Regions from separate parts of the Homo sapiens genome. Here region 2 is linked to region 1. The links are chromatin loops, found by intact Hi-C in ENCODE. Cell type or tissue: PC-3. All regions are shown on one strand. Links, peaks and the distances in the headings refer to the core of each region. The heading gives the core; the rest is flanking DNA.

The links. Peaks named below come from ENCODE experiments on the same cell type or tissue, not always from the same donor. Only the 100,000 strongest peaks of a DNase experiment are listed, where the experiment ranks them.
Region 2: it touches region 1 in a loop (7-fold over the local background); 4 of 110 quality-filtered maps call a loop at or near these places.

What each region holds. Positions count from the first base shown.
Region 1 is chr12:39,101,391-39,105,896 of GRCh38, reverse strand. The region is part of intron 1 of LINC02406 (long intergenic non-protein coding RNA 2406); the gene reads left to right. Among named protein-coding and RNA genes, the nearest start is that of LINC02406, 42 kb to the left of the region's middle. In PC-3, for the core only: CTCF peaks have their summits at 1,953 and 2,152 (motif pointing right); DNase peaks (open chromatin) are centred at 2,136 and 3,136; H3K27ac peaks cover 1,217 bases.
Region 2 is chr12:38,051,416-38,055,921 of GRCh38, reverse strand. No RefSeq gene overlaps it. Among named protein-coding and RNA genes, the nearest start is that of ALG10B, 260 kb to the left of the region's middle. In PC-3, for the core only: CTCF peaks have their summits at 1,881 and 2,091 (motif pointing left); a DNase peak (open chromatin) is centred at 2,101; H3K4me3 peaks cover 919 bases.

The DNA of each region.
Region 1 (4,506 bases), core at 1,042-3,541:
TATTCTTATTGTTACTATAATAGGATACTTTATTTATTTTTATTTCATTTTAATAATTATTTAAAGTATTGCACTCATCCTAAAACTGATGATACATTGTAAAAAAATATGCTATGATGTGTGATTATTGTAGCTAACCATAACAATAGTAACCTTGTGATAGAATTGATATGATGTACCTATGCTTTTTTTCTCAACTAAATCAAAATATAATAATCTGGTAAGGCAAAGTCTCAGAATCTCAGTGGATGGAATTGCTGTTCCAAGGTAGTGCTCTTTGGGTTTTGTATGAATTAACATCTGTTTATGTTGACTAAACCATCATTCCGATTTTGTGGATGAGATCACCCAATTCATAAGTCCTCCTTTTGTGAACTGAGGAGGCTCAGTGACTTAGAAGAAACCCAATTCTCTTCAACTCCATATCTGAATCTTTCTGGGATTTTTGCCATCTAACTGACAAGGTTTAGGGAAGTATTTTCACTTAATAGGAAACTACATTTATCAGTCATGTCCTAGGTGCTGAGAGTAGATGGACAAAATACTCACACTTAAACAATTTTCAGTTACAGGAAGATGGACCACTGGTATGTATGGTGTGGGTGGAAGCAAGTGTGGTGTAGAAAGGCAAGGAGATAAAGGAGGCAAGGGAAGTCTTCTGAGCTGAGGCTTGTAAGTGAGAATAGACATGAGCCCCAATGACTTGGCAACACCAGCCACTTCCTGAAGGTAAAAGAATTGGAGCAGATTAAGTTAAAGATCTCCATAGAAAATGATTCATCTAGAAGATCGTAAGAGGAAAATAAATAGGCAAATATTGCTTAGACTAACAGCGTTAGAATTTTTAGACATTTAAAGCAAATTCTTCCTCATTAACACTTGACTAAAAATAACAATAGAAATAATATTGGGTACAGTCAGCTGTCCATATCCATGGGTTCCACATCTGTGGATTCAACCAAGCACAGATCAAAACTATTGGGGAAAAAAACCTATCTGTACTGAACATGTACATGTACTTTTTCCTTGCCATTATTCCCTTAACAATACAGTATAATGACTATTTACATAGCATTTACATTGTACTAGGTATTATAAGTAATCTAGAAATGATTTAAAATATACTATATTTTAAATGCTATGTATTTAATATGAATATGCTATAGTATAAAATACTATTGCCATTTTATATCAGGGACTCGAGATTTTGGTACCCACAGGAAGTCCTGGAACAAATTCTCCATGGAAACTGAGGTCAACCGTAATTTATCTGCATTTAATATGTACCAGGTACTGTGCCTAAGCTCTGTGTACGTTATCTGATTTCATACTCACTACAGCTCCTTAAAGGATCATTGTCCCCATTTGGCAGATGAAGAAGTTGAGGCTAAGGGAAGTTAAGGACTAGAGCTCAGGCTAAAACCTAAGTTTCGCTCCTTAGCCTGTAGTATCATTTTTATAAACTGCTCCTCTTTAATTCAAGGGACAGCTTGCTTGGTATTCTTCTTCTCGTCACACGAAGAAGGCAGAATAGACTGAAGAAATCAACAGAAGTTCTTAAAATTGAATTATTAGCATTATCTTCTATGCTCTTTCACCCACACATGAAGAAAATATATGCACTCAGCCACTTACTCAGACAAAGAAGGCTAATAAATGATTTGTTTCTTATATTAATGGAATTAAAAAAAGCAACAGTAAGTCAATTATTTGCCTATTGGCATAGCCCCAGAAAACCGAATCCGTTTGGACGGCTAAAGTGGAAATAGTTGTCTATTTACAACACATTTTTAATGCTCTACTGTTTCAAGTGTTTTTTTTTTGTTTGTTTGTTTTCTTTTTTCCTCCGTCTGAAAAGGAGGTTGGAAGCTTTATTGTAAATACATTGGGTGATGAGATCCATGTCTTAGTGGATCAGTGTTTTAAAGATTTGTAGGTGGCTAAACCTGTTTGGGATAGGGATAACAGAGCAGGGAAGAAGATGGAAATTAGGCAAATACAGAGCCAATCAAATGTCAAGAACCGGAAATGAGGATAATTTTTCTGGCTGTATTTATTTACAACTCAAGCTGCAACATGAACCCATCTGTGAAAATTCCATTCCTTGGGAGACACTCTTAGAGTAGTCTTCAATGTTTCCACCAGAGGGCAGTAATGTCCTCTGCTATATCTTGAGTGGCGGTGACTATTCATCAGTCGGATGGAACAGTGGGAGAGTGATCTACCCAGTCTACATTTAGACTGCAGGGTGAATTTGGTACCAAAACCCAAACAGAAGACAAAGCAGTGATATTACAGCAATAAACATGAGCTGTAAAGGCTTTTAAATCAAAACTACGAACAATAATACATTCGTCAAAGTTGATTGAATCGGGATGGTATTCAAAATTCGGAGTATGGTTAATCCTGGAAGATGCCATCAGCAGTGTTCAGTGAGCATGATGGCAAAATCCTGGTATCTCATGAAACCACAGGAAGATCATCTTTCAGAACAAACAAGAAATAAAGATAGGGCATTTCTTCTAAGACGCTCAAATATCCAAATCACCTTGCCTTGTGCCGTGGGGTAGGTCTCTTGTGTCTAATTACACCTGTCTCTCATTCCACTATTGCAGATTGGTTTAACTGGAATTAGACACTAAGATGGAATCTGAGGTGCAAAATGCTCACAATGGTCCAACACCTGGGAAAGGAGGTGGGAGAAAGCAAAACTGTCGAGTGTATGAAATTGAAATGTGATCCAGGCCTGGCAAAGCCTTGACCAATATGCCTAAGAGTCCTGGTGCAAGGATTGCCCACCAGTGTTCTGTATTACATGAACCTGACTAGGTCTTTATAACCCTGCTTCAGTCTCTCCTGGATGTGAGCTGCCCCAAGAAGGGCTAAGGAAGTCTCTGTAGGAGCTGTGAGATGAAGGCTATGTGAATACCTGAAATGGAACTTTTCTTATTTGTGACAGATGAATTTAGTCTTTGGATGTAAGATAAAGTGGGCCAAAGGGCTCCTGCTTTGTCATTCCAAAAGAGTCCTTCTTCAATGCAGTCATACTGCAATTTTTCTAAGAAATAGTTTTGTCCTGTGATTGTGATGGATTTCCTTTTCCATAAAATTACGTAGCTGAAAGAATGACAAAGGCTTACTCAGCTCAACCTACTCAGTTTACAAATGTGGAATGTGAAGTCTATAAGAGTTAAGTAACTTATTGGCAATTACACAAGTAAGTTAGTAGCAGAGTCAGAATTCAGATCTCATTAGATTACTCAATCCAGTACTCATTCTAATTTGCCAACATGTACCAATCTAGCCACACACTACTGCCAAGATTTTTTTTTTTTTTTGTAATCAGCGACATCAATAATATACTAGCTTCTCTCAGCAGTGGATGACTCAATCTGGAAATCTATTCTGCCCCCATTTTTAGCTGTTGACATCTTTATTTCAAGGCCAAGTTCAAATGCTATCTCCATTCTGTTTGGTTGAATTTTCCTTTACTTGGTAAGGAAGGAGGTATCGGTTGATTCAAGTTTTTTCCTGGTTGGAAGCCAATGGAGAGCAGATTTAATGAAACTCTTCATGCATACCATTAGTGGTGGGGGAAAAAATTAGAAAACTAGGAGCAAGAGGGGAGGAAAATAAAGTATTTAGCTAAAGAGAATTCGAGTTATGACTCAAGCCCATTTTTAAAAATTATTATTTCAGTAATACTATGAAGAGAGCACAGATTCTTTTTTATTTTATCATTATTTTTTAAATTTCAATAGTTTTTGGTGAACAGGTGGTATTTGGTCACATAAATAAGTTCTTTAGTAGTGATTTCTGAGATTCTGATGCACCCATTACCTGAGCAGTGTATATTGTACCCAATGTGTCGTCTTTTATCCCTCACCCCTTTCCCTCCCATTCCCTCAAGTCTCCGATGTCCGTTGTATCATTCCTATGCCTTTGTGTCCGCATAGTTTAGCTCCCACTTACGAGTTGCTGCAGATGCCATCATTTTATTCCTTTTTATGGTTAAGTAGTATTCCATGGTATGCATATACCACATTTTCTTTACCCACTTGTTGATTGATGAGCATTTGGACTGGTTCCATATTTTTGCAGCTGTGAATTGTGCTGCTATAAACATGCATGTGCAAGTATCTTTTTTGTATAATGACTTCATTTCCTCTGCGTAGGTACCCTGTAGTGGGATTGCTGGATCAAATGGTAGCTCTACTTTTAGTTCTTTAAGGAATCTCCACACTGTTTTCCATAGTGATTGTACTGGTTTACCTTCCCACAAATGTGTAAAAGTGGTCCCTTTTCACCACATCCACACCAACATCTATTATTTTTTATTTTTTGATTATGGCCATTCTTGCGGGAGTAAAGTGGTATCACATTACAGTTTTGATATGCATTTCCCTGATAATTAGTGATATTAAGCATTTTTTAATATGTTTGTTGGCCATTTGTATATCTTCTTTTGAGAATTGTCTATTCATGTCCTTTGCCCAGTTTTTTTGA
Region 2 (4,506 bases), core at 736-3,235, 1.0 Mb after region 1:
TGTCTCGGCTCACTGCAACCTCTGCCTTCCGGATTCCAGCGATTCTCCTGCTTCAGCCTTCAGTAGCTGGGATTACAGACGCACACAGCCACTCCCGGCTAATTGTTGTATTTTTCGTAGAGACGGGGTTTTGCCATGTTGGCCAGGGTGGTCTCGAACTCCTGACTTGAAGTGATCCACTCTCCTGGGCCTCCCAAATTGCTGGCATGACAGGCGTGAGCCGCCCAGATTTTAGCCTTTAAAAGCGCGTGTTCTGCCGCCTTTCACTGCGGCCCTTATGCTCTGAATGATGTGTAATTTTTGCTATAGGTCGACTTCCTGAGTCCCCTCTCCCCGTTAGTTACTCAGTTAAGTAAGTTAGTTTTGTTTTCTATCTTCTTCGCTTTTAGACAGTGTGATCGCCACGCCTGTTGTCGGTGGCTAGCAGACTGTGTGTCGCCCCAAGACGGATGTACAGAATCCCACTGGGAGGGGAAAAACGGATCGGGGTATCTGGTGACCTTGGCCTGGGGAGACCGTCATTTTCCCTGCTCACAAAAAGGTCACGTGGGGGCAGAGGGAGCACTTTGCCTTTGGCCCTCTGAAGTTTCACCTGAAACCTCAACTCGTCAGAGGCAGATGAATAAAAGAATAGGCAGACATGTTTCTGGGACCTGTCTTCACGGGAGTCTGCAGAACGAAGGCCCTGAGATGACAGGGAAATTGTCTGTGTATATGCTTGGGTTCCATAGGGTGTGTCTGGTTTGACCGTAGGTCCTGAGACCCCCGTTCCGGGGAGGGCCCTGCCCCTTCCATGAAAGGAAGGAGCACCGTACTTAAAGAGGACGAGAGGAATCTAGACAGACGGGCCTTGCTGGGCTTCCCCACTCGGTGTATGATTTGGGGAGGTCGAGGCCAGGTCTCAATTTGGATGAAAGGGGCATTTTCAGACTTTTCCCCCGTCACTTGTGGCGTCTATACTTCTCGTATTTCCCTGACAAACTCCTCCACTTAAAAATAAACCGTTAAAGAAAATTTTACCTAGTGAAACCAATTGTGAAGGTGCCAAGGAAGAAAGCTCATTATTGTGGCATAAAATTCTATACACATGGTGGGGTGCAGTGGCTGATGCCTGTAATCCCAGTACTTTGGGAGGCCGAGGTGGGTGGATCACCTGAGATCAGGAGTTTAAGACCAGTCAGACTCACATGGAGTAACCCTGTCTCTACTAAAAATACAAAATTAACCGTTCGTGGTGGCACATGCTTGTAATTGCAGGTACTTGGGAGACTGAGGCAGAAAATTCGCTTGAACCTGAGGGACAGAGGTTTCAGTGAGCCGAGATAGTGCCACTACACTCCAGCCTGGGCAACAAGAGCGAAACTCCGTAGAGTGATTTCTAATAAATGCCACTGTGTCGCTACCAGGCTAGGACGGCAGTGATGTTATTGTGGCGAGACACTGCGTGGAGCGATGTGTAGTGTGCGGACTCCGATCTTAGAGGTCGGATGTGGATGTTTCGGGATTCACCGAACTAGATTCCTGACTGATTCACCACAGGGTGGACTTTGGGGAACACGACTGAGAAACGGGTACTACGTCAGCGAAAACTGGCCCCAGAACAGGAGGGAGTGTGGTGCCAGCTGTCCTCTCTGTGAAATCCACGCTGTGTCCGGGAGCGTGGATTTCATGGAATTCCTCCCTTTGTGACAGGTATTGCCACTCTGAGGTCGTGGGTCTGGAGTATACTCTGAAACGCTATGGACTGGTCTTCTGCCTTAGATAGGTCCCACCTCGGGACCTAGTCTCTGTCCGCACTCCCATGCTCTGGTGGTCCTCTTTTCTCTCTGGGGGGAAGGAAGTTCCAGACGATCCCATGAGCAGAAAGGTAGGCTGTGTACCCTGAAGGCTCTGGTCGACTAGTCGTGGGCATCGGCTGGGAGGACTCCCTGGGCCCAGAAACGACCTGGACTGAGAGGGATGGGCAAGAGGTCAGGGAGTGGGTGTGCCTCTGCCGCCCCCCTCCCCAACCTCCACCGGGACTCAGAGAGATCCTTTGTTCGCTTCTTTTCCGTGCACACACTTGCAAGCATCGGTTGTCTTCGGGCGTCACCTAGCGGCCACTGTTATTGAAAGTCGAAGTGGCACGAAGGGAGGTCTGGCCGACTTTACAAAGCCTGGGGCAACTGGTTTCTCTCCCTCCCTCCTGGAGGCCCCTCCCTCTCTCCCTCGTTGCTTAGGGAACCTCAGCCTTGGCGGGGCCCCTATTGTTCTTTTACCAGCACTTTATTTTTCTTCGTGTGTTGGTTTCTTTAATGCGCATAGGCTCTTCCACTTTGGCTTTATGTGGAGTCACTTTAAGTCTCCCCCCGGCCCCCCATGCCCCTTTACCTTAATTTAGTGTTAGTTAGGTGGGTTTCCCCCAACCCCCCCGCCTCCCAGCATCCTGCTTGGAAACGTTCCAGAACCACTCTTGCATGTCTCCGTCTTCTCTCCCCTTCCCCTACCCCTCACCGGCGATCACATTCTGGCCAGGCTGACATTTGCATTGGTGGTCGCCAGGCATCACTCATTGGCCACCGTTTTTGAAGATGGGGGCGGCACGGTTCCACTTCCCCAGAGGCAGCTTGGGCAGATGGCATAGCCCTTGACCCGCGTGGGCAAGCCGGCCGGCGGGCCGGACTGCAGTTGTGGGTTTTTCCCCCTTCCCTCCTCAGGCCTCCCTACCTAGGAAAGCTTCATCCTGGCTGGGTCTCAAACAACTTGTCGAGATGTTTTATTTTCTCCTCCCTCAGGCTAGCATATTTTCAAAATGGAAAGGGTGTCACAGCTCTACCCTGGGCCTTATTAGTATTTGCCCAAAATAGAAACACTTTCTAAAACGCGTTTTGCTCATTTAAGATTTCCAGAGACGATGCATTGGCCCATGTTTGTTTGCTTGTTTATTTTGTTTTGTTTGTGTCTTTCCTTTTTCTTATTTATTTCTTTTCAGGTGAAGTAGAATTCACCAATTTTTAGGAAGACCGTATATTTTCCCCAGGACATGTTAGCTGCTGTTTTCTTCTGTTGTTAACTAGCGCTTTTGCGAATCTCTGAATGTGTAGTGAGAGCCAGTTAATGTAAACTGTAGTTCATAACATCTTATTTTCTAGAAATTCGTAAGTGAGTGCTGCTGCTGCCGCTATTGTTTTTGATGTTGTTGTTTTCGAAGCATACTCCGGCCACCATTTATGGCATCAAAGCTTTATAAAATATGTGTAATTATTTCTTGAGTACCCCCTTCCTCTTCCTCTTCCTCTCTCCATCTCTCTGTCTCTCTCTCTCTGTCTCTGTCTCACTCTGTCCCTTTCCTTGTCCCTCTCTCTCTGTCCTTCTCTCTCTCTCTTTGTCTATGTCTGTCTGCCTGTTTCTCTCTCTTCCTGTCTCTGTTTCTTAGTCTGTGTCTCTCTCTGTCTTCTGTCATTCTCTCTCTCTTTCTTTATCTCTGTGTGTCTCTCTGTCTCTCTTTGTCTCTGTCTCTCTCTGTCAGTCTCTTTCTCTGTCCATCTGCCTCTCTCTTTCTCTGTGTCTCTCTCTTTTTCTCTTTCTTTTTTTATGTCATCTCTCTCTGCCTTTGTCTCCCTCTTATTCTCTCTCTCTCTCTCTCTGTCTCTCTCTCTGTATCTTTCTCTCTCTGTCTTATTCTGTCCCTCCCTGTCTTTTTTTCTAAAATAGGCTCAGGTAGATCTAATCTAATCTATTACCAAGGGTGAATTCTTAACTTTAGAAATCCCAGATTTGATCTCCATACAGAATCCTGTACAGAACTGGTGAGTTGATTTCTGGGCTTGGATACCTCATAGATATTACATATTAATAAAGATCCAACCCTAAAATCTGAGTTTGATTCTCCCTCGCTTCAGCTGTGACCCAGAATTACTGTCTTGATAAATCGTACCTCTGTTCACCTAGGATGCTAGGAGGGTTTTCTCAATCTGAATCACCCCGTGTCCTAAACAACCCATGACTGAGCCCTGTCTGTTCTGTCTTAAATATGTATCACCAAACACTTTTCTCCATTTCCAAAACTACCCATGGCCCCTTGTTGAACCACTGGCTCTTTGAAAAACCTCCCAGAAGTGGTTTCAGCTTTTTGGCTAGGAGGCCGAAGCCTGCTGAGAACTTGCCTTGCCAGGATTCTGTGTGAACACAAGTGCCTCTGCTGGGGAGCTGTGATCCTTGAGACCATGCTTGCTAGCTTCCTCTGGAAGGATGCGTGGGACTTCACAAAGCTGACCACTCCCAACGAGGTCAAATGCATACCTCTACATTGGCCCTTGGCCTCCACCGTATATCACTCTCACCATCACCATCAGCATTCTTGTGAGCCTGCCCAAGCCACCCACTCCAGGGAGATATTTGGGAGGGCTACCTTCCTCTGCTTAAGTCCAGCACGACAGCAACCTCCACCCACATGGTCTCCACTGCACTGTGAAGATGTGGAGAGTAGGGCAGACAGAAGAGCAGGAGGGGAGACGTCCTGACAGG